7 separate regions of the Homo sapiens genome follow, and regions 1, 2, 3, 4, 5 and 6 are each linked to region 7. The links are chromatin loops, found by intact Hi-C in ENCODE. Cell type or tissue: PC-3. All regions are shown on one strand. Each heading gives the region's core, and the rest is flanking DNA. Links, peaks and the distances in the headings are about the cores only. Region 1 overlaps ARHGAP28 (Rho GTPase activating protein 28). Region 2 overlaps MIR3976HG (MIR3976 host gene). Region 3 overlaps ARHGAP28 (Rho GTPase activating protein 28). Region 4 overlaps TMEM200C (transmembrane protein 200C). Region 5 overlaps ARHGAP28 (Rho GTPase activating protein 28). Region 6 overlaps LINC01387 (long intergenic non-protein coding RNA 1387). Region 7 holds the start of ARHGAP28 (Rho GTPase activating protein 28).

Evidence for each region. A loop is a pair of places that touch in the nucleus more often than their neighbours do. Peaks named below come from ENCODE experiments on the same cell type or tissue, not always from the same donor. Only the 100,000 strongest peaks of a DNase experiment are listed, where the experiment ranks them.
Region 1: it touches region 7 in a loop (2.3-fold over the local background); 7 of 110 quality-filtered maps call a loop at or near these places.
Region 2: it touches region 7 in a loop (3-fold over the local background); 2 of 110 quality-filtered maps call a loop at or near these places.
Region 3: a loop joins it to region 7, with 5 times the contacts of the local background. A loop is called at or near these places in 34 of 110 quality-filtered maps.
Region 4: it touches region 7 in a loop (2.6-fold over the local background); 4 of 110 quality-filtered maps call a loop at or near these places.
Region 5: a loop joins it to region 7, with 4 times the contacts of the local background. A loop is called at or near these places in 39 of 110 quality-filtered maps.
Region 6: a loop joins it to region 7, with 4 times the contacts of the local background. A loop is called at or near these places in 25 of 110 quality-filtered maps.

The regions. Positions count from the first base shown.
Region 1 is chr18:6,805,024-6,809,405 of GRCh38, forward strand. The region is part of intron 1 of ARHGAP28 (Rho GTPase activating protein 28); the gene reads left to right. Among named protein-coding and RNA genes, the nearest start is that of ARHGAP28-AS1, 77 kb to the left of the region's middle. In PC-3, for the core only: no CTCF peak of the experiment used is centred there; no DNase peak of the experiment used is centred there.
Region 2 is chr18:5,876,957-5,881,338 of GRCh38, forward strand. It overlaps MIR3976HG (MIR3976 host gene), which reads left to right. Exons shown (of 10, transcript NR_172496.1): 6 at 1,487-1,663; 7 at 3,615-3,812. Among named protein-coding and RNA genes, the nearest start is that of TMEM200C, 16 kb to the right of the region's middle. In PC-3, for the core only: a CTCF peak has its summit at 2,626 (motif pointing right); a DNase peak (open chromatin) is centred at 2,645.
Region 3 is chr18:6,872,731-6,877,112 of GRCh38, forward strand. ARHGAP28 (Rho GTPase activating protein 28) reads left to right here. Exons shown (of 18, transcript NM_001366230.1): 8 at 679-844; 9 at 954-1,045; 10 at 3,401-3,478. Among named protein-coding and RNA genes, the nearest start is that of LINC00668, 55 kb to the right of the region's middle. In PC-3, for the core only: a CTCF peak has its summit at 1,785 (motif pointing left); no DNase peak of the experiment used is centred there.
Region 4 is chr18:5,888,240-5,892,621 of GRCh38, forward strand. It overlaps TMEM200C (transmembrane protein 200C), which reads right to left. Exons shown (of 2, transcript NM_001395400.1): 2 at 1-3,918. The coding sequence starts at 3,824. The coding sequence ends at 1,959. It overlaps MIR3976HG (MIR3976 host gene), which reads left to right. Exons shown (of 10, transcript NR_172496.1): 9 at 841-934. Among named protein-coding and RNA genes, the nearest start is that of TMEM200C, 5.1 kb to the right of the region's middle. RefSeq lists a silencer at 2,324-2,543 and an enhancer at 3,061-3,588. In PC-3, for the core only: a CTCF peak has its summit at 2,480 (motif pointing left); no DNase peak of the experiment used is centred there; H3K4me3 peaks cover 938 bases.
Region 5 is chr18:6,883,956-6,888,337 of GRCh38, forward strand. ARHGAP28 (Rho GTPase activating protein 28) reads left to right here. Exons shown (of 18, transcript NM_001366230.1): 12 at 3,202-3,284. Among named protein-coding and RNA genes, the nearest start is that of LINC00668, 44 kb to the right of the region's middle. In PC-3, for the core only: a CTCF peak has its summit at 2,469 (motif pointing left); a DNase peak (open chromatin) is centred at 2,476.
Region 6 is chr18:6,539,042-6,543,423 of GRCh38, forward strand. All of the region lies in intron 2 of LINC01387 (long intergenic non-protein coding RNA 1387), which reads left to right. Among named protein-coding and RNA genes, the nearest start is that of LINC01387, 30 kb to the left of the region's middle. In PC-3, for the core only: CTCF peaks have their summits at 2,456 (motif pointing left) and 2,674; no DNase peak of the experiment used is centred there; H3K4me3 peaks cover 593 bases; H3K27ac peaks cover 720 bases.
Region 7 is chr18:6,727,383-6,731,764 of GRCh38, forward strand. It overlaps ARHGAP28 (Rho GTPase activating protein 28), which reads left to right and starts at 2,334. Exons shown (of 18, transcript NM_001366230.1): 1 at 2,334-2,561. The coding sequence starts at 2,440. ARHGAP28-AS1 (ARHGAP28 antisense RNA 1) reads right to left here and starts at 2,480. Exons shown (of 2, transcript NR_134645.1): 1 at 2,338-2,480; 2 at 1,545-1,786. RefSeq lists an enhancer at 2,104-3,067 and silencers at 2,237-2,326, 2,537-2,636. In PC-3, for the core only: CTCF peaks have their summits at 2,577 and 2,776; DNase peaks (open chromatin) are centred at 1,959, 2,409 and 4,059; H3K4me3 peaks cover 2,849 bases; H3K27ac peaks cover 2,981 bases.

The DNA of each region.
Region 1 (4,382 bases), core at 188-4,187, 78 kb after region 7:
TATGTTGCCCAGGCTGGCCTTGAACCTCTGGGCTAACACTGTCTTCCTGCCTCAGTCTCCTGAATAGCCAGAACTACAGGTACATCAGGCACATGCCACCATGCCCAGCTGAAAGAGGGGTTTTGAAATCTTTTACTGTAATTTTGGTTTTTGTCTATTTTTCCTGGCTGTTCTCTGAGTTTTTGCTGTATTTGTTTTGAAGCTCTTGTTAATATGTAAAGTTTGAAGATTGTTATTTCGTCTTCATTGATCTTACTGATTATTATAAAATGATTTGCTTAATCTCCAGAAGTCTTTTTGCTCTATAATAAAATTTTTCCTCTATTAATATAGCCACTACAACTTTCATTTGATTTGTTTTAGCATGGCATGGTTTTTTTATCCTTTAATTGTAAGCTATTTATGTCCAGCATACTGTTCTGTATTGCTTTTTAATCTGGTCTGATAACCTTTGCCTTTTTTTTTTTTTTTTTTTTTTTGAAACGGAATTTCACTCTTGTTGCCCAGGCTGGAGTGCAATGGCACGATCTCAGCTCACTGCAACCTCTGCCTCCCGGGTTCAAACGATTCTCCTTCCTCAGCCTCCTGAGTAGCTGAGATTACAGGTGCCTGCCACCACGCCCGGCTAATTTTTGTATTTTTAGTAGAGACGGGGTTTCACCATGTTGGCCAGGCTGGTCTCGAACTCCTGACCTCAGGTGATCCACCCACCTCAGCCTCCTAAGTGCTGGGATTACTGGCATGAGCCACCATGCCTGGCTACCTTTTCTTTTTAATTGAGAGGTTTACACCATTTATACTTTAATGTAATTATTGATGTGGTTGCATTTAAATATTATTTTTATTTGCTTTATATTTTTCCTTTTTTTAAAATTTTTTGGAGACAGAGTCTCACTCTGTCGCCAGGCTGGAGTGCAGTGGCAAGATCTTGACTCACTGCAACTTCCGCCTCCCGGGTTCAAGCAGTTCTCCTGCCTCAGCCTCCCAAGTAGCTGGGACTACAGGCACACGCCACCAGGACTGGCTAATTGTTTTGTTTTTTTGTATTTTAGTTGAGGCGGAGTTTCACCATGTTGCCCAGGCTGGTGTCAAACTCCTGAGCTCAGGCAGTCCGCCTGCCTCAGCCTCCCAAAGTGCTGGGATTACAGGTGTGAGCCACCGTGCCTGACTATTTTTCCTTTTTTCATTCTTCTTTTTCTTCTTTTTTGGCTTCTTTTGGTTTAATTGACAATTATTTGCTTAACATCTCTTTGTTGTGTTATTTTAGTGATTCCTTTAAGCTATGTATTATAATCTTTATCAGTTTACCTTGAAGTAAATTGTCTGAGGTTAAAAATAAACTGAGTAGATTAATGGCATAGTAGACATAGCACAAGAAAAAGATTAGTGAATTTGTAGGCAAAAGCAGTAGAAACTTTCCAAAATAAAACAGAAAAAAAGATTGAAATATATATATATGCAAAGAGAATAGTGATATAGTCAAATATGACTATATTTTTATTTGTTATATATATATATGACAAAAATTTTATAACAGTCCACTTCTGTATCTCCTTCTCCCTTGCAGGCCTTTCTGCTATTGTCATGCATTTTTATTATTTTTGTTTTAAACAATCAATTTTAAGGACATTTAAGTAATCGGAAAATAATTTTATATTTAACCTTGAACTTACTGTTCCTTATGCTCTTCATTCTCATTATAGATTCATATTTCCATTTGGTATCATTTTCCTTCTGCTTGAAGGATTTCCTGTAACATTTCTTATGGGGAAGATCTGCTGCTGCTGAATCTTTCATCATTTTTATGTCTGAAAAAAACCTTATTTCTCTTTTATTTTCAAAGGATATTTTCATTGGGTTGATAGTTTTTCTTCAAGTACTTAAAAGATGTTGTTATGCTATCTTTCAGATTGTATTGTTTCTGACAAAAACATCTGCTGGCGTCCTTTTCTTTATTCCTCTGTACATACAGGCTTTTTTGTTTGTTTTCCTCTAATTGATTTTACGATTTTTTCTTTATTGCTAATTCAAATAAGTTGATTACGGTGCACCATGGTGTTGTTTTCTTCATATTTCTTATCCTTTGAGTTTATTGAACTCCTTGAATCTGTGGTTTTTGTGTTTTCATCATTCTGTTAGGGTGTTTAGAAAATTTTCTTTGTGTTTTCTTAAGATGTCAGTATTTTCGCTGGCTTCTTAAACATGCAGAATAAAGTTGTAATAACTGTTTTCATGTCCTTGTCTACTAATTCTGTCACCTGTCATTACAAGGTTCATTTGTAGTGATTGCATTTTCTCCTCATTATGGGTCATATTCTCTTGCTTATTTGCAAGCCTCGTCATTTTTTATTGGAATTTGCAGTGTGGATTTTTTTTTATTAGGGGCTGGATACTTTTATAGTTCTATAAATATTTTTGAGCTTTGTTCTGGCACTTGAAAACTATTTGATCCTTTCATATCTTACTTTTAAGATTTGTCAGGTAAGACCAGAGCATTTAGTCTAAGAAAAAGCTTTTCCCCACTCTAGAGGCAAAACTCTTCTGAATACTCTATCCATGGTCTTATAAATTATGAACTTTTCCACTTAAGCTGCTGAGAACACAAACTATTCCTGACCCTCGGTGATTACTGGGATCCTGTTATCTGATTCTTCCAGTGATTTTCCCTGACTGAGGGTAGTTTCCATATATGAATTTGCTGATTCTATTCAGCTGAAGGCTTGACGGGGCTCCTCTGAGGAGCTCCAGAGTTCTCTGTCTTTGGAGATCTCTCTTCACCAGTATCCTGTTATGTGAGCTCCAGGGCTTCCTTGATTCCCAGCTCCATTTCCTAAACTCAGACCCTCAGGCTCAGCTGGGTTCCCTGCTTCTGCCCCATGGCCTGGAAGCTCTCCCTAAGCAATAAACTGGGGCTATTGTAGGGCTCAACTTGTTTATTCCCTGTTCCTCCAGGATCACTGTTTTCAGCTTCCTGACATTCAATATCTTGAGAATCGTTTCATATATTTTGTGTATGTATGTGTGTGTGTTTTTCATTTCAAGTGGGAAGTGAGTCTGGTTCCTGTTACTCCATCTCGGCTGGAAGCTGACACATTTATGAGGCCATCTGATATCCTCCTATTGGTCACAGGGGCTCTGTTTATTTATTTTTTCACTCTTTTTTCTCTGTGTGTTTCTGTTTATTCACCAGTATCTAATGTATTGTTAATTCTACTCATTGGAGGTATTATTTCACATATTGTATTTTTTATGTATAGACATTTCATCATTTATGTCTTCTTTTTCCTTATTCATGTTGTATTTTAAAGCTTTAAAGGTTTTGAGTATTTTTATTATAGCTGTTTTAACATTTTTTCTGCTAACTCCATCATCTCTGTGTCTTTCTATTGAGATTTTTCTTCTCATTATTTGTTCCTTTTTCTTTCTTTTTCATTTATTAAGTAATTTTCATTGGATTTTGGAAGTTGTCAATTTCAAGTGGTCAAGTCCTAGATTTTGTTGTATTTCCTTAAAGAGTGTACAGCTGTATTTTGGCAGCTAGTTCAGTTTCTTGTGGATATTTTTTCGGGGGTTACATTCTAGAGCAGCCTCTAGCTAGAGCAAATTTAGCCTTCTTAGTAAGGCATGAGACTTCTAAGGTTTCCATTGTATATCTTGTGTATTTGACCATGTCTCTTTACTCTGGCAAGTGTGAAGTCTTACTCTGTCATGGTTTAAAGCATAAGTCCACTTGATATATATATTTTTAGTATACACACCAGTGTACATACATTTTCCTAGCTCTGTATGAGCAGTGGGAACTTTTGGATTATAGCTCCGTGGTTCTTTGTGTAGAAGTTAATTTTTGCCTGATCTTGAGAAGGTTCAACTCATGCAGCCCTGATGGGCATTCAGCCAGAGTCAAGGGGACCCCCATGCCAATTCCTAAAGCAATATCTCTTCATTGATTTTATTTTTTCTGGTGCTCTGACCAGAAGATTCTAGCCAACTCGCCTTCCTGAGCTTTGATCTCTGCTTCTTCACCTCAGTGAGACTACTGGGCTCTGTGCAGGAACTCCTTCCATGTGCTCTATTTTGGAAATTCCTCTAAGTAGAAAGCTACATTGATTAGAAGGCTAATTTAATTTGTTTTCTTTCTCCCTGGCATCATAGTCCTGTTTTGCCTCTTGTCAAATCTTAAAATGGTTGCCTCCTCTATTTGTCCAGTTTCTAGTTGTTTATAGTGGGAGAGTAATTTTTATCCCCATTGCTGTCATAGTTGGAAATGGAAATTCACTTTATATATTTTTAACCTACGTACCTGCACAAATGACCATATAAAGTATTTGTTTTGGCTCCATTTGCCCTTACTAGAATGAAACCATAATGAGGGTGTATTAGTT
Region 2 (4,382 bases), core at 287-4,286, 850 kb before region 7:
CCCCCAGTATGAGTGGCAGGTTGATCACATTGGACCACTCTCATCATGGGAGGGAGAGTGTGTTATTCTCACTGGCATAGACACCTACCCTGGATATAGATTTGCCTTCCCTACTGAAATGCTTCTGCCAAAACCACCATCTGTGGATTCCAGAATGTCTTTTTCATCATCATGATATTCCACATAGTTCTGATTCTGCCAATAGAACTAATTTTACAGTAAATGTGGTTTGTCAATGGGCTCATGTTCATGAAATTCACCAGTTTCAGTCATCTAAACAACTAGCCTGAAGGAATGATGGAATGGCCTTTTGAAGGCTTAGTTGTAACACCAGCTGTGTGGCAACACTTTGCAGGCTGGGGTAACATTCTCTAGAATATGGTATATTCTCCAAGTCAGCAAACAGTATGCCTTGATGCCTTTCCCATAGTTATGATTCACGTGTCTAATGATGAAGGGGTAGAAATGGAAGTGATTCCTCCCACTGTTACCTCTAATGACTAGTAAGTGAATTTCACTCGTATGTGAAATTTTTGCTTCCCGTAGCTGCAATTCTGGGCTATGCTAGTCTAAAGATCTTAGTTCCAAAGACAGGGATGCTTCCATGAAGCACAAAGTGTTGGTTCCATTAAACTGGAAGTTGAGATTGTCATCTTGGCAAAGAAAGGAGTGCCTGTACTAGCTGATGTGACTATTCTGACTATCAAGTGGAAATTGGTTTGCTACTCCACAGTGTGGGTAAGGAGGCTGTCCCGAATGCAGGAGAACCTGATAGTGCCTGTTAGAATTACTATGTCCTATAAGGAAAAACTACAGCAACCCCATATAGGCAGAACAGCTCTGGGCACAGACCTTTCAAGAAGGAAGGCTTAGGTCACCTGCCAGAAAGGGAATCACAACCAGCCAATGTTCTTGCTCAAAGTGAAGAGAATAGAAAATATGAAAACTTATTTCTTTCTTCCTTGCTCTGACTCTTCTTTTGTCTAACTTATGATACGTTAATAGTAGTTCACTTGATTATATACCTCAATACTTAAACTACAGGGTGGCAAAGGGTTGGGGGTGAACTAGCTACAAGAATGAGCATCACTAAAGAAGACTGAGTTTGTACTCTTTTTTGTAGAGAGTTTTGCTGTGTTTTCAGGTGTGTGAGAGACAGCTACATCACATTAGGTAGAAGCATGATGTTGCTTATGTCCTTATTTAGAAATTAAATATAGTTAAAGAGGTGCATATGGATGCCAAACTGACAACAGATGGACTCTGGTGTTTTTTAACCATGTGGACTTGGTTAGGTTAGACCTATTTTCTCAGAATATACCGCTCTGTAGGATTCTGAGTTAGAGTCAGCCAGAAGACCAATTTGAAGAAGGTGGAAGTAACACAGCAGTTGTTGCCCTTGGGGGTCATTGCGTTCGATGAGGTTACAGCAGATGCAGTGGCACCAGTGGGCTCCAGCCTGTCCTTACTCTCCCCCTCTCCGCAGCCAGCTCTTCTTCTGAAGGATGACCACCTGGAATAAGAGCAGCCCTAGGCCCCCCACCTCACTCCAGGTGGCAGATCCACAGAGATGGTAGCGATACAGAAGCACAGCTTCCGATGGCTTCCCCGTGTCTTCAGTTTGCAGCCTTATTTCGGTGCTTGGACGTGCTTAACTTCTCAGGTTGGTGACTTCCCCCGAAACTCCAAATTCCTTCCTGGAACATCACTTTCCCCAGATCCTCCTACGACCAGACAACGTCCCATTCTTGAACTAAATCCCTTGTGCCATAGAGAGCTCACAGTGCCTCTGCTTTCTGAGTGAACCCTGAATGATTCAAAATTCTGTATCACACCAGGGGAAGAAACTTCCAAGTGGTGAGTGATTGAGAGAATAGTTCCTACTCCTGGAAACCAAATAATTGCTGGTTATTATCATGTCATTATTAACTAGTAATAATAGTAGCCGGCATTTACTGAGCACCCACCATATGCCAGACACACGGCCTTATATGCCTTGTGCCATTTAATACTCACAAAAACCTGCTGAGGTAGGTACTTGTCCTATTTTGCAGGTGAGAAAGTTTTTAGAGCTAGCTCAGTGCTGAAAATGTACACTCTTGACTATGCTATTTTCATAAAATTCTCCTCCACATGTCACACATTGAAATTATTTGTTTACATATCAGTGTCCTCTACTAGAATATGACATTTCAAGGTCAAAAAGTACATATTTTTGATATCTTCATTCTTAAAGACAGAGTCTGAAAATTAGAAGGTCTATGATAAATGTTTGCTAAAGAAATTGATGAATAGAAGGAACAGTGGTGAGAAGTGTGGCCGGCATTAGTACTTCTGGTTAAAGAAAACTGGCAGTGAGTCTTGCGACCGACATTTGTTCACATTTCCAGGATGGGAGCCTAGCTACATAAAAGAATTCAGAAAGAATACAGAGTAAGCATATGCTATTAATGGGAGCAATGGTGATAAAAAGAAAATGTTATTATCCAGATCACTTCACATTTTGGTGGGAGGTCAGGGACAACAGGGAAGGGCATGCATTTTATAGAAAAAGCATTTCAAAAAGTACTTTGGAATGTGGCATTTGTTTTTACTTTAAGGAGCACATACACCTACTTGGCAGTAGGGGGAGCAAGATGCAGGGAAATCTAAAATTTTACACTGGACAAAAAATGTGAAGACAACTGAGTCATCTAGGGATAAAAGCATGGGAAAGTGATTTGACACAAAGCTGTCTGAAATGGGCTATTGATATATTTTAAATACTAACTCCTTAACTTAAAATAGTTTTGAATTGGATACTTGAAAGAGTGGGAGGGTGAGAGGGAATGGGTGATGAGAAATTACTTAATGGGTACCAGGTACATTATTCAGGTGATGGACACAGTAAAAGCTCAGACTTCATCATTATTCAAGATATCCATGTATCAAAATTGCACTTGTACTCTTTAAATTTATATGAATAAAAAAATAAAATGGTTTTTGAAATTTCTCAGTAGAGCCCTAGCATTCTAGCACACACTCAAGGGAAAATTGGGCAATGATCAGTATAGGTTTTCAATAAGGATAGAGTAGGATACGTTGTTTTTTAACCTAAATCAGCAGATTTGGGCCAGGTGTGGTGGCTCATGTCTGTAATCCCAGCACTTTGGGAGGTCAAGGCGGGTGGATCACCTGAGGTCAGGAGTTCAAGGCCAGCCCGGCCAACATGTTGAAACCCTGTCTCTACTAAAAATACAAAATTTAGCTGGGGGTGGTGGCAGGCCTCTGTAATCCCAGATATTTGGGAGGCTGAGGCAGGAGAATTGCTTGAACCCGGGAGGCAGAGGTTGCAGTGAGCCGAGATTACGCCACTGCATTCCAGCCTGGGTGACAGAGCAAGAATCCGTCTCAAAAATAATAATAATAATAACAGATTTGCTCTTTAGTGGTAAAATTCACACCACATTTATGCCAATTAGACCCAGCCTTGAACACTTTGTGGTCTAAAGAAAACCAAAATTGAAGGGAAAACTAATGGTACCATTTAATTGAAATTCCCTAGGCATAATATAGTGTGATAAGATAAAATGTGTATTGCTATAAAGGTATGTTTTGCTTATTTTGTAAACAAGGATTATATTCTGCTTTGGAGTGCAAGGAGAAAGTCACAGTCTAGTTTTATGAAGACCAAACTAGAGAAAATCGAGTTATCTTAAAGTGTATGACATCTCCACAAATGAATGTTTATGGCTTTACACTTGGAGTGTTCTTGGAACACTCTTCATAGCAAATCCTCCCTCAGAAGACCCCCACCTGGCATCAGAACAAACGTAAGTTCTTTCAAAATTATTTTGACCATCTCTGAATTTTTTAATTTGAATCTAGGAGGAAAAATCCTGTATATTCAAATTGAGCAATGTAATTGGCTAATGAATTGTTATTATTTTAATTTAATGATGCAAACATTTTGAAATCAATTTCAATGCCTGTAAAGTTGACATTTGTTTGGTTCACCTCACTTTCAGGGCATTTTCTTGTCTAATTAAACCCATGTAGCAAGGACCAGAGCTCCAAAATACTTCAGTCTTCACTTAGGCTGATAATTCTGATTATGGTGGGCATAATGAGAATCCAAACAATTTCACATGAAAACCAAAATATAATATAAAAACTCTCCATGGAATTCATCAAGTCTTATGTATCGCTTTGCTAGTATAAATATGATCAAGTTTCTTCCTAAGCCTGGGCCATGACCAAATTCTATGACATATAAATTTTGTTTTGGAATTTTTCAATTTTTCTTAAGGTCACAGCCTATGTCATTAGAACTATGGCATACATAGCTTGTCAGTCCTATTATCTGCTTGAAGCAAAGGTTTTCTTGCTATGGCATGTGATGA
Region 3 (4,382 bases), core at 239-4,238, 150 kb after region 7:
TTTAGTGTCTTTTGTTTCTTGTGTGAAAATAGAGAATATGTCAGTATCGTTGTCTTCAAAATCATAGTAGGATTGTTTGCACTTTCTCTGTATTTGCTTTTTTAAGAATTTGGAATCATTTAAATTTAATTTTTATGGTAGAATAACTGTTGTCTCAGCAAGCATATATAATCAGTTTAAACTGGGAGATTACTAAAAGTCTCTTAAAGTGTGCAGTATGGGATAGATAAACCTTGATTTAAAGATTGACTGCCCAAGAAGGAAAAAAAAAACATATGTTTAGAGCTCTCCTGGGATATACCTAGGTGTGTTTCCTGTTATGTGTGTGTCACATTTATTCCAATTAAGGGCCATGGTGTGTGCATTCCATGTGGTGCCTGACATGTATGTTGTTTGACAATATTGGGTGTTCCTTATAAAGAAGGCAGTTTCCACAGTTGCAATGGCAATGTTATCATATACTTTAGACTGCTGTTTTGCTTCTAATTAGCATAGCAGTGATCTGCACATTGTTCTAAACCACATATTCATATTTCTAGGATGCAGCATGCTCCTTAGAGATGTTTTCCAAAGAACACGTTCTACTGCATAGATTTAGAGTGTCCAGGTGGCATTTGAGTGAACGCATAATAATTTTCCTTTGCCATAAAAAATAAATACCTTCACTGTGTGTTTTAGAAATTTAATGTTCAGAAAACCAGATTTGGCTTAACTGAAGCAGGAGATCTGTCTGCTGAAGACATGAAGAAAATCCGCCATCTCTCTCTGATTGAATTGACTGCCTTTTTTGATGCCTTTGGAATTCAACTGAAAAGGAACAAAACAGAGAAAGTAAAAGGACGAGGTAACTAAGAAGACTGATTGCTTCTGGCTTTAACACTTTGACACAGTGGAATAAGATAATGCTTTTCTAATTCTTTTTTTTTTTCCCCCTTTACTGTCTCACAATGAAGACAATGGGATTTTTGGAGTTCCACTTACAGTCCTCCTGGACGGTGACCGAAAGAAAGACCCTGGAGTGAAAGTTCCCCTGGTATTACAAAAAGTGAGTAGCAGGCAAATGAAAGGGGAATTCACAGAGCCTCATGCTTATGATTTGGCACTTTGTAAACCCACAAATGAATTTTCTTTTATATTTAAAGACACTATCGCCCTATTAGGACTCAGGCCCCTGGTGATTTTCAGCTTTATTCCATGCACCGCATAACGGCCCATGGCGCCTGGGCCAGTTGGCCTTGCTGCATTCTTTTGGAGCCTGTTACATTTTGTTTGCCTATAACACATCAGGTGACAGACACAGATGGTCTGACCCAGGGCACGAACAGTTGCATTTTTTTCCAATATTTTTTCAAATGTTATTTGCGCATATGAATGTGTTTGTGTGTGCATTTGATTATTCTATCTAGATAAAGATGACCATTAATTATTACCAATGCATATATAAATCATACAAATATTTGCTGAGATATAGCATAGGCTGGGTTTTAAAAATGTGTATATGTGTAATCATTTTATCAATTTTCCAAACCAAGTTTAATAAAATCTAAAAACCAGCATGTTCCAGTCATTTTCCGGTGTGTCTGGGCAGATAGGATACATTTAGACAAAAAGAATAATTTTGGTGGAAGGAGGTTTCGAAAATGATATTATCTGAACTATAAAATGCTAATATCTCTGTGACTATTGTTGCTGAATACCTGATTTGCTTTTAAGTCATGTTGTTTTATAGCCAGCAATTTATACTGGTTTTTACCTAAGTGTGCATTTATTCAACAGTGACATCCAGTGGCACAATTAAAATTCCTAGTCCTTAACACAAATTTTGTGGAATTTTAAATTGAGTTTTTAAATGATATTTTAAAATATTGTCTAAGGAAACATATACTTACCTGACACTGATAATCATACATCACTTGTTTAGCTTCCTATATTTTGCTACCAGTGCCTCAAATTGAGATACTTCTCAAGTCAGGTGACTGATTGGCTGGAGATAGGAGCCAGGAAGATGGCACCGAGATGGCCAGAGGATACAAGCAACACCTTTGTACACACGGGCCCTCTGTGGGTGACTTCCCTAGGCAGGGCTGTGCCAGTGCTGTTTATGTAATACCACGTCTAGTCAGCACAGAGCAGCCCAAAGAGGCTGGTGTTACCACTGCCCTTTTACTGATGAGGCAACTGAGGGATAGAAGAGTGAGAAAACTTAGCCAAGACACACAGTCAGCAAGAGGTGGAGTGGGAAAAGGAGCAGTAGCAAAATCCAGAGTCCATGGTGACGCTGAGATTTTCTTTCCTTCATTGAGTTGAAACCAGCATTGTCTTTGTCCTGTATGTAAAGGACAGAGTTTAAAATATCAAAATCAAAGACGATTCAGCACATGAGTTTATAGTACTGTGTAGGTACAAAAATCTAGCGTAGAACTTAGCAAATAGAAAGTACTCAATAAATGCTAGTTAAACTAAATATGGATTTATATCATATTGGCAACATGTTAGCTGTTATTACTACTGGATGTTAAGTGTTCCTCGCTACGACACCTCAAGATAGTACTCTCCCACTCCTACAAGAGAGGCTTTTCTTACAGACATGTTTCTTCTTCCTAAATGTCTGTTTGCCTCCATACCTAGAAGAATTACCTTAGTTCCAGGTACCATCCACCATCATTTCTTGAAAGGAAAATAGCAGAGAAGCTGGATCCCCTTCTTACTGGGTGAACTTGGCCAAGTTATTATCCTTTCCAGAGAAGCACTGTGAGGTGCTTTATTACAGTGAATCGAACTGTTCTCCTTAGTCTCCTTAGCAGTAGAATAGGGTTATTGTGAGGATTAGATGAGTTAATGCAGGTAAAGGACTGAGAATAGGAACTTACACATAATCAATGCACAATAAATGGTAGTGTTTATTACTTTTTTAACACCTATCACCATCCTGAGAACTCACGAAAGCTATTAATCTTTACCCCGTCTAAACTCCTTGATCAGACATCTAGAATTCCTATAGTTTCTTAGTCAGAGTGATTGCAACCAATGACAGTAGATTTAGAATCTCTTGTTACTGATCAGTCTGCAGAAAGAGTTATAGTAATCAGATCTTAAAAATGGTTAAGAGGCATGTATAATTTTAGAGTGGTTAAGAGCACGAACTTGAGTCAGTGCCGTTACTTACGAGGTTGATCTTGGGAAAGTTGTATAACTGCTATAAATCTCTACTTTCTCATTTGCATGTCGGAGGATAACGTTGACGTCATAGGATGGTTATGAACATTTAACACAGCATTCAAGTGCCAGGCAAATATATATATGCTTGGTAACTTATTGATTCATGTCATCATTGTTACTGTTTCATATGTTTATGATCATATAGAGGTACTTATTCTGGTAATATATCATTGCTTTCTAGTTTTTTGAGAAAGTTGAGGAATCAGGTCTGGAATCTGAAGGAATTTTTCGACTTTCAGGATGTACTGCTAAAGTCAAGGTACCGAACATTTTGTCTCTTCCTAGGTAGAGTTCTAAGCTAGCTAGACCCAGTTCACACAAGCATCGGGGATCCAGATATTTGTTGTTGTTTATTAGATATTATCACTTGGTCCTTCCTAGTATTCCTTGGTACCTGTGGTAAAATGTTTGTTCCAGAGTTTTTTCATGATCCAGAATTTTAAAAATCAAAACGGAAACATTAAAAAACCAAAAACAACAATGAAATAGCACATCAATTCACCATCAAAAACTGCTGCTTGCCTTTAGTTTGGAAAAAATGAAATAGCACATCAATTCACCATCAAAAACTGCTGCTTGCCTTTAGTTTGTAAAAGTTGAAACGTCTCACTGCTGTTTTGGAGGTTAAACACCTTAGTTTGTTGTGCTCCTCTCAGCCGTGGAATTCACTAAGCCAATGTTATATGAGTCTTTATTTCCATCATTCGTTGGTTTAAACATTCTTTGGCTCTCCCTTTAGTGAAAGCTCTTACAGGAATTTGTAGCAATGGCTATAACCACTAGAATACTCACTCAGCAGTTCCAAAACCCAGTTCCACTTACAGTAATGTTAACATCCACATCTAAAACCAGCTGTTCAGTGTGAATCTTATTCTTTTGCTTTCTTACTTCCATGAGGTGGCAAACTCTACAGTACAATAAAGCAAAGAACTGTTAGAAAAGAAAAGCTTTTCTCATAAAAATCCAGCAAAACATCCCACTGTGTCTGCGGGTAGGCATACACCATGGAGAGCTCATTCCTGTGGTTGGATCACTCCCTGTCTTGCAGATGTGAAAACCTGAGCAGTTTTAAAAGCTGGATCCCTGAGCAAACAGTCTCAGGGGCAGGGGAAAACCAATGTGGTAATGTTTATCAAAAAGACATTTGTAGAGGCAAAACAGCA
Region 4 (4,382 bases), core at 78-4,077, 840 kb before region 7:
TGAGGTCTTATTACACTTGCATGTCACTCCTTAGTGCAAACTCACTTTTGCTTTATAGAAGAGCCCAATATATTAATCTACAGCCTTAAAGTGAGTTACCGGTTTAATGCAGATCCAATCTGAGAATAAATTAGGCCCTTTTAAAGTGTATTACAGAATGTTGAGCTAATGGTAATTGACGACGTATATTCACTCTTTGCCAAGTTGTAGGTACAAATGTGATATGATTACATCCAGGACAAGAGCCTGAATTTAAGTAAGGCTTTTAGAGCTGAAGATCATAGAGATTATATCATCTACCAGAGGCCCAGAGGGATTAAGTGATTTGTCTAAGGTTATACAGATAATAGGTGGATATCCCAGATTTCAGACTAGACTTTCTTGAGCTCAAGTTCAAGGAAGGTCCATTCTTCTACACTATGCATTCAGCAATATATTACAATGGTAATAATAATTACAATAACCCCCATCTATTGAATACATCCTGTGGGCCAAGGGTTCTGGTAAACTCCACACATATAAACCCTCCTCTGACCCTGACCCTGTTCTATTCCTCTCATAGCTCCATGAGATATGTCTGGTTCTCTTCATTTTACAGAAAGATGACTGAGACTCAGAGTTTGTGACTTGTACAAGGCCTCACAGCTAGGAGATGCCAACAGCTGGGTCCAATCTCAGCTCGGAATCTGCACTCTGTCTACAGGACTAGCGCTTTGCCCAAGGAGACCAAAATGAAGACATCTTGTCTCCTGGTCTTGAAAATTAACTAATTCACTTTTAATGACATCAAGTGTAAACAATCTACCAAATTATTAAAACATTATCTTTTTGTCTATGTAGGCCATGGATCAAGACCATTAACTTATAATCAGTGATAGCCAAGAGGATGGGAAGAGAATATTAAGCCTGGTGCTCTGCAAATTAATACTTGCAGGTAAATGAGAAGTATCATAGGCATATTACTATTTACTTAACGTTTCATTCTATTTGAAAGAGAAATTCCCAAATGTTAAATACTACCCTACATTTTAAGCTTAAAAATACGCTGGACATGCGACAATGGTGCTGAGTACTTTGGGGGAAGATCACAACAGTCCTGGTAGCAGTGTCACAGCAAAATATTTCAGAGGTACCAGATGAGCTAGCTCCAAGGCAAATGAGGCAATATTATGTTTAACTGTTTGTTCGGAAACTTCTTTTATTAAAAAAGATTTTAAATATTAATGCTATTTTCAATACAGGTGTGATAACACTCAATAAAGCATGGTGTACTTGATATAAATTTCGGAATGTAACAGTCCATCTAGTTCCTGGTCCCCTCCAGTCTCCACCACATAGCCTAGTAGCAAAACGTACACACCCGTTTAAAAATGAAGAAGCTTTTGGGCATTGGGTGAGCACAGTGGGGTGGGGCAAGGAAAGTGCTCGTTCCTGAATTATTCATGCTTTTGGCTTTGACTTCAGTTAGTAACATCAATTCTAAGAGAACTGAGACAAACTCTTCTATGTTCCGCAAAGGAATGGAGAAAAAAGCCTGCCATTCGCAAGCAGCTGTGGGCAAAACCAGCGCAGAGTACAGGGGTCGGGAAATGAGGGATTAAAAAAAAAAGTCGGAGTAAAGTGCACAGTTACTGTCAAAAATATATTATTTTGATCCTAAGAAAATTAAAAGATTTTATCTAATGGACTAGATTGCTGACCTTTTAATACATTTGGTTTTCATTGAACATACAATCACCATCGGACATAAAAAGACTAGTTTGCTTAAAAAAAAAAATCCTTGGAGTTATCTACAGGAATCTTGTGGACGCAATTCAAGGATAACATTCTGCAGCTCTTTGGATATTGAATGATGTCCTCGGATCAGTCCACAAAAGAAACAGGGACCTGTTAATGCACTGATTCAAGTGGGCGTTTCTCCCATTTTCTCTTTCCTCCTCCCCAACCCACCCCTTTCTCTAAATGCCTGTGCTTTCCAGTTCTTCTTCTACCCCTATGGCATGAGACCTGGAAATCATGATGAGTTTCTCCTTGTTTGTAAACTGCCTCTGCACCGGCTGAGGTTGCTCGGCCGTGGGTGGCTCCTGGCTGGCACCCTCCGGCGAGCTCTGCTCCGCACCCAGAACGGGGGCGGCCACAGCAGAGTCTCGCGTTTGACCAGCTACTGCGTCCAAGACCGACTCGGTGGAGGTGCCGGCCTCCCGCAGGGGTGTGTAGCCCTTATTGCTGCTGGATGGGTCATCCGACTGGGAGCTCCCGGAGTCCCGCCTGGTGGGGGGCGAGCCCTCCAGCCGCAGGGGTGGCGAGGGGGAGGCGGCCTTGGCCAGAGGGCTGGAGTCCGGGTCCGCACTCCCCGGGGAGGGCGGGGGCTCGGGGGACGGCGGCGCCCGGTAGTCCGGGAGCCCGCTGGTGCTGCGGCGCCGCAAGGCCGCGTACCTGCCGGTCCTGGGCAGGCGGCCGCCCTGCCCCCTGGCGGCGCGCGCCGCTACCGCGCCCTCGGGCTCCTCCGGCTCCCGGCGCGCCCCGCGCATGCTGCCCTCTGCGCCGCGGAGGTTGGTCATGCTCAGGTCGAGCTCGCCCCTCGGGATCTCCTGGGAGCCGCGTTCCCCCGGAGGCCTCTGCCAGCTGCAGCTCGCGCCCTCCGCGTCCCCGCCCCTATCGCGGCCCCCTTGCAAGGGCAGCAGCGCGAAGGCGCTCAGCGAGGAGTCCACGAAGGAGCTGGCCGTGCTCTGGCGCCCCCAGCTCTCGGGTGGGCTGCAGGGCGCCGGACTGCTGCAGCTGCTAGCGGCTGCGGCGGCGGTGGCAGCGGCGGCCCGGCGACTGCCTGCCACGCCCGAGCGCTCGCGGTAGACGCTGTACACGGCCTCGGCCAGGCTCGGGGGCTCCCGCGGACAGCGCGGGGAAGAGGCCAGGTCCGGCGGGGACGCGGCGCCCCGAGGGCGGCCGCCGCTCGGCGCCGCGGGGTGAGGAGGCCACGAGCCCTTGGCCAGCATCGCCGCCGCTCCGAAGGCGTCCCCGGAGCCACCGCAGCCCCCGGGCTTCAGCTCCAGGCCCCGCGACTGCACGTAGCTGAGGAAGCCGTTGAGCGGTATGGCCCCGGGGGGCGCCGCGGCGGGGGCAGACGACGACGAAGAGGCGGCGGCGGCCGCGGCGGCGGCCGCGGCGGCCGCCAGGTCTTTGGCGCGGAGGCTGTGCACGTCGATGACGGTGGAGTAGAGGTCCCGCAGGTTGATGATTTTGGTCTTCTTGTCCCGGTTCTCGTGGAGGACCGCGTTTGCGCAGATGAAGAGGAAGATGCCGATGCCCATGATGAGGGGCCCGAAGACCTTGAGCTTGTCAGAGTGCAGGTAGCCAGAGAAGATGCGGAAGAAGAAGCCCACGGACGTGGAGGAGGAGGACGGGGAGGCGGCTCGTGCTGGAGGCGTGCTCCTGGGCGCGCCCGCGGAACTGGAGTTGACACCCCCTGGAGCCCTAGGGTGGCTCCTGGACCGGTTTTTGCTGCCACTGCTACTGCTGTTGGCCGTGGTTGGGACCCGGTGGCTGCTGCCCGCAGGCGGCAGCTGCTTACCCCCCTCCCGATTGGTCCCGGTGGCCTTGGGCCAGTAGCCCACCACCGCCATGGCTATGCCCACCAGCAGCACCAGGATCCCACAGAGGGCGATGAGCCCTGAGATGGAGCACAGCTTCAGCTTGCCTTTCACCACCACCACGTCGTTCTTGCGCCTCTTCTTGGCTTTCCGCTTGCGCTTGGGTATCTGGCTTGGGGGGCGGAGTGGATCCTGCTTTCTGGCGGAAATCCTTAGCAGGCCGCCGGTGGCGATCATGGCGAGCTCCTGGAGTGCAGGACTAGCCTCTGGGATGGAGGCTTGCACAGGGAGGGCGCCAACTGCCCACTAGCTGCTCAGCCACCTCCTCCTGCTGCAAAGCAGAGGAAGACAGTCAGAGGGTGTCAGCTTGGCTGCAGTGACATCTCACGCTGCAGCTGCCCTACTCCCAGATCCCACTCCGTGTGTGCCCCCCACCCCAGGGCCTTTATCCACTAACTGAAACAAGGCCGTGTACAGAGGCTGGAGCCAGGTAGACACTAGGGAAGGGAAACGTTGTTGCAACAACTAATAGGTGGTTATAAAACATTGCAATAACTAATATGTGGTGATAAAACCATCTGAGAATATGCCTTCTTCTCCTCGCTCCCCACCCATCTCCTCCACACACTCCATGGTAATATGAGGGTTTGAAATGAACAATGGAGTTCCAACCATTAGTAAAACCTAAATGTAGGGACTCAAAGTAGTGGTTAAGGACCTCCCTGTCAAGATTCTTTCCCTCAGTCCTTCAGGAATTGGAAGATTTTTCAAGGGAGCTGTCACAGGAGTTTCAAG
Region 5 (4,382 bases), core at 213-4,212, 160 kb after region 7:
CTAGAATTTTCAGTTGGTGCTTTTAAAATACTTTCTGTTTTTCTGTTGAGGTGACCTATCTTTTCATTCATTATAATCATATTTTCCTTCACATCATTGAGCACAGGTACAATAGCTGCTTCAAAATCCTTGTTGGCGGCCAGGCGTGGGGGCTCACGCCTGTAATCCCAGCACTTTGGGAGGCTGAGGTGGGCAGATCACGAGTTCAGGAGATCGAGACTATCCTGGCTAACAAGGTGAAACCCCGTCTCTACTAAAAATACAAAAAATTGGCCAGGCGTGGTGGCGGGCACCTGTAGACCCAACTACTCTGGATGCTGAGGCAGGAGAATGGTGTCAACCCAGGCGGTGGAGCTTATAGTGAGCCGAGATCGTGCCACTGCACTCCAGCCTGGGCGACAGAGCAAGACTCTGTCTCAAAAAAGAAAAAAAAGTCCTTGTTGGCAGTTCTAACACCTGGGTTATCTCAGGGTTGGTCTCTGTCTTCTTTGAGAATGGGTTACACTTTCCTTGTTACTTTGTATGTCAAGTAAATTTAAAGCTTATTCTGAACATTATGAATATAGTCTTTGGAGACTATGGATTCTGAAGTATTTCTCCAAAGAATGTTGTTTGGTTTCTTTTACTATTGTTGCTCTTTTAAGCCGGCAGTTTGCTTGACTGGACTCAAATTGCCAGTGGTCTTTTGGGCAGGAGCTCAACTGTGTGTTCAGTTGTTCAATCCTTCGCCGTGTTACCCCACACACGCATGGTTTGTGGGTCAGCCAGAGATTTGGGTGAAGTTTATACCAGAATTAGGACCTTCCATCTCTGGATCACTCATTTGTTTTTGTTTTTTGGTAGTTTGAATTATGCAAGGAGGATTCAAACCTCTAATTCCAGATCTGTTCAGAGAATCATATTTAAGAAGGGTATATGAATATATTAATTTTCATCCTCCAAAATATTCAATCCTTGTGTTCAAACCATGCCAAATGATTCCCTGACTGTCAGTTACAAAACATACTTTATAGTTTTTGTGCTTTTACCCAAATACTTCACTAAAGACCTAATCGGTATGACTTCGTAATTTTCAGAAACACTGTGTGACGTTGTAATTTTCAGAGACCAATTATCTTCTGTGTAGCATTTACTGCATGCTGTATCATCATTACTGCCTATCTGACTACAGCCAGTACATTTCACTGAAGGGAGAGGTTCTGAGAAATATCCTGAAAGGGTTCACAAAGAGTCCACATTCCTTCGTATGACTTTGAAAGTGAAAAATACTATATTGCAGGTGGTTGATTTGATACCAGCGAACCCTGCAGGAAACCCAGAGTTCTGGCCTGCTACCAGCAGGAAATAATGGCCTTTTTGCCACCTAAGTAAGCTCTAGTTGTAACAAGATTCTCTGAAGGGGAGGATTGTGAACAAGCGCGTGTGTGTGTGTGTTTAAGCTGTCCCTCTCAATACCCTCAAATGGAGCTCAGAGAACACAGAGCCTTTTCCACTAATGTCGTTACTTTCTCTTTTCAAACTTGGCCCCAAACTTGACCGTAAAATTAAAGGACTAGTATCATCATCAATCAAGCCTCAGATGCTTTCATTACATGCTTAATAACTTTCTGGGGAAATAATGACCTCAGGAAAGAGAATACTTGTGACGGGGATGTATTAAATGAATTAACTACAAAACTATTAATCACAAAACAGCGTTGGGCCAGGTTTCCTAAGTAAAATGAAAATGGATTATTTGCCAAATTAAACTTAACTTAAAAGAGCTTCTTAATTTCTCTGAAGTTAATGGAAACACAGTGGTCCCAAGCCTACATCTGCATCTCTTGTTTTTTTCTTCCCCAGAGTTGTTTTTTTTTTTTTTTAATTGCGTTGGAAGATTAGAGACAGTCCTCAGCCTGCAGTTTATGCACTAACATTATGTCTTGTCTGCCCCTAAATGCTTTGCACTGAGACTTGCTCTTAAAGTTTCTATTATTCAGGCAAGCTCACAGCAATGTGTATTTGCTCTTTTCAGTAACATCCTGGACCTGCGTCATTATAAATTTGATACAAGTTATCCACAAATCTACACATGGATTTTTCTTCAACAATATGATCCTCCCTCTCTCCCCATATTGCTTGGTTGTATACACTTGTCATCTACTCCTGAACTCTAGCACGCACAGCTCCAGTAACCTACTAGCTTGTCACAAGTGTTTCCACTGCTATACAGCTCAGTTAACTTCACCAGCAGCTGACTGCCTTCCAGCCATTGAATAGAAATAGATTTTCCTTCAACTTGAGAACTCCCCAGAGATTCCAGAACATAATGCTTTCCTCCAAGAACTCCCCACCAAGACACCATTTTGAAGAAAATACAGAGGGACAAAGGAAAGCCTAGATTCTCTGGTGTATTCTAAATTTTCAGCACAGCTGGTCGTGGATTATCCAGCTGTGGATGGAATCCCTGAGTATAAATGCCAACCCTCTGGCGCCATCTTGTGTCATTACTGAGGAAGAAAATACTCAACAATCTCCAAAGATCCAACTACAGTCATCACCTTCCCTAAGTGTCCATGGAAGATCTAGAATAAGTGTCATAGATCATAAAAGTAAGAGCAAATATGTAGAAAGATAACTATGTACAGGTACTGATTTAAACACTCTACATGTATTAACTCATTTAATCCTCATAACAGCCTGTGAGGTAGATACAATGACTATTCCTATTTTACAGATAATAAAGTAGATGCAACAGGGATTAAATAACCTGCCCCAGGTCACACAGCGACTAAATAGTAGTCCAGGTTTGAAACCTGGTTCTAAATCTGTGTTCCTAATACTTATACTTTTCTGCCTCATTATATGGAAGCAAGGTTTATTTTCTCTTGTATTGAGTGAGCTTCACTTCTATTTATAGTATTAAAGGAAGGGAAGGTCTGCGAAAGTACTTTGAAAGGGAAGTGCTATCCAAATCCAGAATTATTCTGAGGATCTCGTTGGCCACCTGCCTCAACAATGGCATCATGGGATGGGAAAAGGGAGTTGATGGACAGAGGCTCCTGTCCAAGTGAACAAATTTACATTGCTGGGCACAAAACCTGAGTCTTTACCACCAAAAGCTGTCAGGAGCCCTCCTGTGCCACCAGATGCTAGCAAGAAATGCTGTCAGGATGCATCAGGGCTATTTAAAATGTATGACTATTTCTGTTTTCTTGTTAGGAGGGCCTCACGTCAAAGTACAGTTTCAAGCCTTACACCTCATGGTCATGGCGCTGCCTGATGCCAACAGAGATGCAGCTCAGGTACGTCGTGTCCACCTCACAGCTTGTCCTGGGGCTCTTATTGCTCAGAGGACATGGCTCATATAGGAAAATGAAAGTGGAGATGACAGCTCACTGAGCCACCTGAGCATGCTGCAAACACACGGCCTTTCTGTGCTCCCACTGCCCTTCTCCTGAGGAAGACAAGAAAGAGTGGAGATCTTGGTATCTTGTTTTTTTTTTTTTTTTGAGAGACAGAGTTTTGCTTTGTCACCCAGGCTGGAGTGCAGTGGCACGATCACAACTCACTGCAGCGTTGACTTCCCAGGGCCAGGTGATTCTCCCATCTCAGCCTTCCAAGTAGCTGGGACTACAGGTATGTGCCACCACACCCAGCTCATTTTTTGCAGAGGCAGGGTTTTGCCATGTTGCTCAGGCTGGTCTCCAACTCCAGGGCTCAAGTGATCCTCCTGCCGCAGCCTCCCAAAGTGCTGGGATTACAAGTGTGAGCCACCACGCCCGGGCGGTATGTTCTTAAACATTTAAGTTTCATTCACTCCATTCATCCCAGAGATGTTGACTGTCTATCCTGTGTCAGGCATTGGGCAAGGTGTTAGGAGTAGAAGAGGCAAAAATGAAGGCTTAAATAGAACAATGTCATAAGTCAATAAGACCATTATGTAACTTGTAAAATAGATTCTATAATTGCTGGTCCTCAACTACTCACATTAGTCTGGTGTACTGAAGTGGAAAGAAAACTCTGATGAGCGTCCTCAGGGAGGAATTTGAAATCACTGGTTTAAATTTCTAGCATGTTCACGTTTTTAAATTTGTGAAAATAATTCAATTTAAATAGTTCTAGAATTTCAGAATTTTAGAGATCATCTGATAGAATTTGGTCATTTTACATATTAGGAAAATGAAGCAGAAAAGTGGTTTCTCCACTGATATATAGTAGAACATTTGATAGAATCATATTCTATAGTTTCATCCCCAATTTTTCTCTCTTTATTTCACATTCATTCTTTGCTGTATGTTGGTAAAAATCAAAGTTTCTCTTGCTCTCTGGATAATCATTCTATATACAATAGGAAATTTGTTTTAAGTACAACAGGTATTTGGAATCTTTGAAATGAAATT
Region 6 (4,382 bases), core at 294-4,293, 190 kb before region 7:
TACAAAACTTCCCTCCACTTCTGGAAGTTTACATTCTAAGAGTGTGAGCTGTTAGATACCTAAATAAAATAGGCAATAAATTCGATGATGGTAGATGCTCCAAAGAAAAGTAGAGTAAGGAGGGGGATGAAAAAGTGCTGAGAGTGTGGGTTCTGCATCTTAGACACCTTGAGAGAACATAGATACCAAAAGAAAGGAGCAAGGAGGGAATGAGCTGTCTGGAGCAAAGTGGGTCTCAGGCAGGGGGAAAAGCCAGTACAACCCGCGGGCAAGCCTAGTGTGTTCCGAGTGTCCAGAGCCAGGAGAGAGAGGAGGGAAGCAGGAGAGATGAGTTCGGAGAACCCAGTGATAGCACAGGGCCTTTGGCCATTTCAAGGAAGTTGGCTCTTACTGAGCAGGAAGGGAAATATTGGACGATTTGGGGCAACAGCTTGACATGACCTGTCTTAACATTGAAACCAAGTCACTCTAACTGGCGGTGTCTTTTTTTGTGGCTTTTTTGTTTTAGTTTCTGGGACAGATTCTCCTTCTGTTGCCCAGGCTGGAGTGCAGTGGTGCCATCATAGTTCACTGCAGCCTCCATCTCCCAGACTCAAGCAATCCTCCCACCTCAGCCTCCCGAGTAGCTGAGACCACAGGTGGTGCCACCACACCTGGCTAATTTTTTTTATTTTTTATTTTTTGCAGAGACTGGGTCTCGCAACGTTGCCCAAGCTGGTCTTGAACTCTGACCTCAAGTGATCCTCCTGCCTTGGCCTTCCAAAGTGTTGGGATTAGAGGTGTGAGTCACCACTCCTGGCCCTAACTGGTGTTTTGAAAACAGATCAAAGGACAACAACTGAGGAAGCGGGTGACCAGTTGGAAGGCTATTGCAACGAGCCAGGTGACTGTGACACAGGTGGTAAATGGCCGGATTCAGGATCGATTTTAAAGGCAGAGCTGATGAGTTTCGAGAGAAAGAAAGGAATGAAGGATGATTCCAAAGCTTTCCACCTGAGCAGTTAGAAGAATGAAGTTGTCATTTGTTAACAATGGGCAGGACTGTGACAAAAGCAGATTGGTCTGTTCTGATTGTGTAAGATTTGAGGTGATGCGGAGGGCAGGGTTGAATATGAGCTGAGGAGAGACTTGTGGGCTGGAGATACAAAATGGGACTTCCTACACATGTGGAGAGAGAGAGAGTGTGTGTGTGTGTGTGTGTGAGAGAGAGAGAGTGTGTGTGTGTGTGTGTGAGAGAGAGAGAGAGAGTGCTTTTCTCCAAGGCTGGAGAGGGTGGACAAAAGAAGGAAAGAAAAGCTAAGCAGAACACTAAGGCTTAGTTTCTGCCATTTCTCTAAAACGTTCACAAAAGTTGGTAAAAGTTCTTAACATTTTACAACATTACCTCGACCCTCACATTCTCCACGTGACAAGTACTCCGCTGTTCATGTGCTTTCCTAGGTTTCCAATAAACCAGTGAACTCTTAGGAATGTCTCAGACATTGCTGATTTCATCATTTTAAAAGATTTTCAAATACTGTTGGTGTGTGGAACTCCGTGGAAGCCAAAACCTGATTTTGTTTTTTTATTGATTTTTATCTCACCATTTCCTGTACACACTGTAGGTTGGGAGTTTATTTTTTATGACTTTTTCTTTGCACAGTTGGTGAGTGCTGGCATTTAAAAAATATTTTTAATAAAAAACAATTGAGGAAGTTGCACTGAATCCTGAATAGGTTTATGCCCTAGTTCTTTAGAACTTTTGCCATTTTCTGAGAGCTCAATGCTAAATTGATTACTGACTGCCTCCCAAAGAAACCCCAGTCAAGCAATTGGTATGTGAAGGGAAATTTTCCAAAGGACACACCTAACATTTGTCGCATTAGACTTTCCACTGTCTCCTTAAAACAAGCTAGATCACCTGAAAATTATGCAGGTATCTATTTGCCTCCTGTATGTGTCGTGAGTAAATACATCACGAAGCTTTAAATCTCATCCAAAGCCTTGCTTTTTAAAGGGCTCAGATGCAGTTTATACAAATCTTCGGAACTGTGGAAATGATTTGGATAATTTTATTACTTTAATTTTTCCAAACAGACAAAGGGCAGCATTGTGTGCTGGCCTTCGCTACATGAGAACTTCCTGTTTCTCTAATGAGGGTTTAGATGTTTCAGGAGTAAGTCAGGATGTAGTCGGTCTTAGCGAAGAGTGGAGCAATTGTATACTTGGAGGTGTCCCTTGTCTGACACAGGCTGCTACGAACGGCTGCCTTCCCATCTGTTCCCAGCCTCACACACTGCCTGGAGTGGTGGTTCCAGAGCCCCCTACAGGGGAGCACTTTCCTGTTGCAAATTACACACTGCCTGGAGTGGTGGTTCCAGAGCCCCCTACAGGGGAGCACTTTCCTGTTGCAAATTACACACTGCCTGGAGTGGTGGTTCCAGAGCCCCCTACAGGGGAGCACTTTCCTGTTGCAAATTACACACTGCCTGGAGTGGTGGTTCCAGAGCCCCCTACAGGGGAGCACTTTCCTGTTGCAAATTACACACTGCCTGGAGTGGTGGTTCCAGAGCCCCCTACAGGGGAGCACTTTCCTGTTGCAAATTATCGGGGTTTTCTGCTCTGTACTGAGACTTGCCCTTTGTTGCCTTTGTTCTTTTGGGGCCATCATACACCCAGAGGCAAAAATAAGGAAAGACATTACTCCTGCATTTTTACCTACGTTTGGATGGAATGAAATCTGTGAATGCAATCCCATAAATACATGTTTGAACCAAAGCAAGACACTATCACCACAAGAGGCATGAGGGAAGCATGCCAAGGGGAAAAAAAAGCAGAGAAAAGGGCATCCGCTATTACGAAGTTGTGATAAGCATTGTGAAGTTTCAAAAAAGAAAATAATTTAGGAGCTCTAATTAAAACAAAAAAAAGAAAAAGAAAAAAAAAGCTGGATTCAGTGGCTCACGCCCATAATCTCAGCACTTTGGGAGGCAGAGGTGGGCGGATCACTTAAGATCAGGAGTTAGAGGAAGCCGGGCCGAATGGTGAAACCTCGTCTCTACTAAAAATATAAAAATTAGCCAGGCATGGTGGCAGGTGCCTGTAATCCCAGCTACTCAGGAGGCTGAGGCAGGAGAATCGCTTGCACCCAGGAGGCAGAGGTTGCTGTGAGCCGAAGTCACGCCACTGCACTCCAGCCTGAGAGATAGAGTGAGACTCCAACTCAAAAGAAAAAAAAAAAACAAACCCAAACCTTAGGCTCCCCTGGCTGGTGGCGGCCCCTCATCACATTCTTATAATTAAGGCAAATAACTGGCTTCATTATTTTTTCTAAGTCACATAGTGCTAAAATAAAGTAATTTTTTAAGGATCTGCTTCAATTGAGTATTTTAGTATTCCATCCTCACAAGACTCGCTGTTTAAATTGTAGGCAGTGTGTAATAGAAGACTCACAGGATCCTGACATTCACGTGTTATTCACATGCTATTCCTCCCGATAGGATTGGGCTGCAAGTACAAGGCTATGCATTGCTCACCAAAACATTTTTAATCTCAAAGCAACTTTGACGTTCTTACTGGCCCCTTAATAGGTACTAAAGGTTGATCCCAATTTATCTGAGAGGATGTTTTGGTGTTAAGAAGCTCCCAGTCTGACATCTGAAACCAGCAAGCTGGGGAGCGTCTTTAGGATTTTAGTCCTGTTTTATTACAATCTCCAAACATACTGGACAGACTTCCTTGCACTGCAGTCTGCGTGTCACCTGAACTGTAATGTTGCCAATCTTTCTCCTCTAGGTTCTAAGCAACTGGGCCAAGAAACTGCTGAGTCTATATTTGAATCTTTTTTGGGACTTTCCAGAAGCTCAATAAATATTATTAAACTGAAATACACTAAATAAGTACTTACAATGCCAAAAACCTTTTCTATTGATGTGCATATTTTGATTTCTTTTGTCAGAACTTCAAATTTATAAATCATATTATTGTTACCAAAGATGAATGAGAGTTTATCTGTCTTGGAGAGGAACATATGTAAATGAGGATATGAATGACTACTTTTAATTTCATGAAAAAAACGTACATTGCAACCAACAATTTGCATTGTAAATATTATAATTAGAGCAGAGACAATCCCTGGCAATCTTTGAAGAAAGGCTGGTGAAATCTTTTCAGAGAAAGCTTTTATTTTCCTAAGCAGCCTACATAGAGATTTAATCTGATTATTTAGTTAAGTTCGTAAAGATGAGCTTTTACAAAGCCTTAGCAAAGCCCATTCATCTTGCTAGTCCCTTACCTGAAGAATAGAAAAATAAAATGTACTTTATTTTATAAATGTTTACTTAGATTAGATTCCTTTTTCCTGCACATCTTGGTTTTATTTATTTTATTTATTTATTTTTTTA
Region 7 (4,382 bases), core at 232-4,231:
AACCAGGGTGTCTACAATGTGAATTCACAAGAGGAGGAGGGCTCCGTAGCTGGCAGGATGGGGCGTTACTGCAACGCGGGGCATCTAGAGGCCGTGTTATGGTCAAAATGGTTACAAGAAAAGACCCTGCAGGTATTTCATATTGTGAGTCTGTAGTTTAGAAAAATAAAAGAAGAATGTTCCATGCGCAGAAAAAGTTCCACTACTATAATTCCTTATGGTAATTCTAAAATTCTGTAAGATAAAAATTACAAGCTTTTATGAGGTTTGGTGCCAAAACTTATTGGGTGATAAACCTAACCTGAACAAATGTGAGGCTATCTATAGACTTTATCCTACTCAAAGTCAATATTCATTTTTTTTTTGTTGCAGAAATAATACACTTAAATGTACAGTACTGTCCCAAATTTACTGGGCTGAGGGTTTTTATATTAAATGGTGCATGTATCAAATTATCATTTAAAAATAAAAAGTGGATATAATTTCTGAAATGTATCTGTTCCCAAGGTTTTAGATGAAGAATTGTGGATATATATATCAATACCTACAGTGGTTTTTTAACTTCACATTTTAAGAAGGTATTGTCTTAGTTTTATGCATTGGCATAAAGCACAGTAAATAAACAGATGCCTCTTTTTATCTGAAAATTTTGGAGAATAAAGCATTCTTTGTATGTGTCTTTTCCATACACTCATGCTTAGTAAGTTTCTTTGTCCATAAAATTGGGATAATAATACTACCTACCTCATAGAATTGTTTAAACAGCTAATGTACACCATCTAACACATAAGTATGTTAGCAAATTTAGTCATTATTATCTCACCCCTTTAATTAATAAAACATTTTTAAAAAGCATTTTGGATGAAAAACTTGTTTTCCCAACCTCTGAAAGTGCAATGAAAATAAATGTGTCCCTTCTTGTTGAATGTAAAGAGCAAAGAGTACCCCCATTTCTTGAAAACCTAATATGTACTTGTTGCTTTAATCCCACGAGATGAACGTTATTTTCCCCATTTCACAGATGCAGCAACAGAGATTCTGAGATGTTAAGTAGCATGATCAAGTTGCCCTCCAGTAAGGGATAGGTTAACTTGTCTTTCCACTTCGTCTAGCTCCTAGAGATGCACGGAAGAGACAGCAGATAAAACACATTGTCCGTGTGAGTAAAACATTCACGTGGGCCTCTTCCTAGGCATACTTCTGGTTACTTTTTAATCAGCTATAAGAATGTTGTTTTTCCATTTGTGCTATTAGTCCTATGTGGATAAGGACATACTTCAGACTCAAGATTTCTAATGATGCCCCTTTTTATCTACCTCGAACCAGTCCCTACATCGTCCCCCACCAACAGTAACTTCTGGAAATAACACCCATTTGGCTTATAATAATAAAGTCTAATTTTCAGACAAGCTGCAAACGGTATCTGTTAATGTGATCATGATTGGGAGGAGGAAAGGGATGTGAGAGTGAGGTAAGAGTCTGGTAGTGGCGCACTGAGGGTGTGGGAGGGAAGCGTTCCCTTGCTGTAAAAGGGGATTACCTGACCCAAAAGGAAATCAAGTTTATTGTAACTTGACTAAGTAAACAGCAATGTAATCCAGTTCTTCAATTTTTGATGTGGATGCTTTAAATGAGAGAGTGTCACATTTTCTCCTTTTCTTCCCTAGAGCACACATATCAAACCCGGCCTCTCTCCTCAGCCTGAGGTATGGTTTCTTAGTCTCACTCCTCGCAGCCAGGCAGGAAATGTTCCCAGCCACAGGATAAGCCTCCAGTTGGAAGAGGGCTGGGAGGGGGAGTGAGAAAAGGAAAAAAAAAGAAACAAAGAAAAACAAACTTTACTAGAGCCGCTAGCAGGAGCCCCAAAGGATCCCGGCCGGTTTCCAGTTTCCTAGAAGCGGGGATCACACCTCCCCGCGCACTCCCGACACATGCGCGCGCACGCACACACAGGCGCACACACACAGACACACAGGCGCGCGCACACAGGCACACACATGGACACACGGGCGCGCACACACAGGCACAAACACAGGCGCACACATAGGCGCACACACACACAGGCGTGCACACGTACACAGGCACACAAACAGGCACACACAGGTACACACGCACACACAGACAGGCACAGACGCACGCACACACACAGGCACACAAACAGGCACTCACACAGGAGCGCGCGCGCGCGCGCGCACACACACACACACACACGCACTATGCCCGCCCCCACTCCAGCCCGTGGGCGTGGTTCCCAGCGTCTGCGAATTCGCGCGCCCGGGGCGGGGCGGGCCTGCCCGGGGGCCCCTGACAGCCGCGGGAGAGAGCGGCTGGTCGCACCTCGGGCCGCGCCGCCCAGCTGCTGACAGCCTCCCGGCGCGCCGGTCCATGCTGGTCCCGGTCTTTGTTCTGGGGCCGGCGCCGAGACATGCGCGGCTGACGATGGAGGTGGAGGACTCGGGCGGCGTGGTGCTGACCGCCTACCACTCGTACGCGCGCGCCCAGCCCCCCAACGCCGAGTCGCGCTGCGCGCCCCGCGCCGCAGCCAGCCACCCGCTCAGCAGGTACCCGGAGCCGCTCCCACCAGGGCGGCGCAGTCGCGCTGGGCTTGGGGGGTTCGCCGTGCAGCTGCGCCTTGTGCCTGAGCGCACGACCGCCGTCACTGGATGTTGTTTCAAGTTTTGGTGGACTAGATGAGTGAGCCTGGGGTTCTTTGCATTGTCTTTGACTGGAGGTGGGAAACGCTCGAAGGCTCCACCAGCCTGGGCTGAAGTCGTTGGCTAGCAGAGATTAGCAAGCAGCAGGATTGCATTCTTGATACGATTTGAGGATAAGTCATGTGTATATATATATATATACCTCATTTCGGCCAAAGTTGCCTATAAAACATCGGGAAATTAAAAAATATTCCAAATGAAACACAAGCAGCACATGAAAAGAAAACAGTAAATGAATAACCCTAAATCCTCAGAATACTCCTTTTGAGAGCTTGTTCAGTAACTGCATGCCTGGTTTAAAATTTAGGTTGAGAAATTCTCTAAAAAGTACACCTCAATAGACTTTTAAAGACAATTTTATTTCTACATGTTAAAACCTTTCAATTGTATAAAGGCATTGGTGTCATTATTTGATTACTGCTAATGTCAACTCTATGCTGTCAATGCAATTATATTTCCTTTTGGTCAAAAGAAGTCTATAAGCATCTCATCCTGTACATTTCAGATTTAATCAAGGATCTATGTTAAATTACTCTATCAGTGATCATCCATTTGATGCAAGATCAAGGCCAATGAGACTTTCATTAACTGAAACAAAAACGTTTAAGTGGGTAGACAAAAGTATTATGATGAGTGAGATGGTTAGATATTTGATACATATTTGGGGGAAGTTTTATTTGTGTAAATGTGACTATCTGATCCACTGACGAGTGCTTTTCTTTACAAGGGGGCAGTTTGAGTGGTGTGTTTTCATCATGTTTATTTTTAATCATTTCTTTTATCTCATACTTTTAACTTTAGTTGTGCGATAATTACTTCTGTTTCCTAATTTAATTGATTGTGATTTTAATTGATTTCCTAATTAACAGATTGTGACTTTATTTCAAGGAATATCTTTTTGGCTAGTATCCATGAGAAGAACAAAGTACATTGGCAAGAGATCTATGTTGGGCTTGGCTAACAAAGAAAATGTTGTTTCTTTCAAAAACAGCAGGTTGAGTGAAATCTCATTTTTATATAAAGACAGTGGGAAAATCACATTTTTTTTCCAGCTTTAGGAGTTGTGCATATACTTTTAAAGGCTGCTCGAAGATATAAACTGGCATTTGTCTTTAGGGTATTTTCTTTTCTAAACATAATTATTGGCTGTAAGTACTCAGATTATGACTAACTAAATAAATATATATATGTGTGCGTGTGTGTGTGTGTGTGTGTGTTTTGATGAAAAGCATGGGCCAAGTTTGTCCATTTCTTAAACGGTTCTAGTGTAGCTGTCCTGTCTATAATTCCCAGCAGCTGTCTCAGAACGCCAGCCAGATTGTGCCATTTGGGCAATTTGAAACTACATCCTTTTCCAAAGCAAACTAGAAGCAGAAGTTCTATTAACTCAGCATGTGGTCTTGTGGAATGATAATACATGAGAGCAAGCGTTACGTGTCAGAGCTAGTATTTCACCTTAAGGTTGCCAATTAGATTCACGTTGTTCCAAGTTTGCATTTTTGGTGACTGCCCTGCACTCTGTCTATGGGAGCCTTGGTACCATTGTTCCTCTGCTGCAGAACCCCCTGGCCCCCTGCAACCCAATCACAAGAGAATAGCTTAATTCCTTGGTTCCCAGTAAAAAAGCAATCAAAAAGAGGTTCCTGTATTTACAAAGAGCCAGAGGAC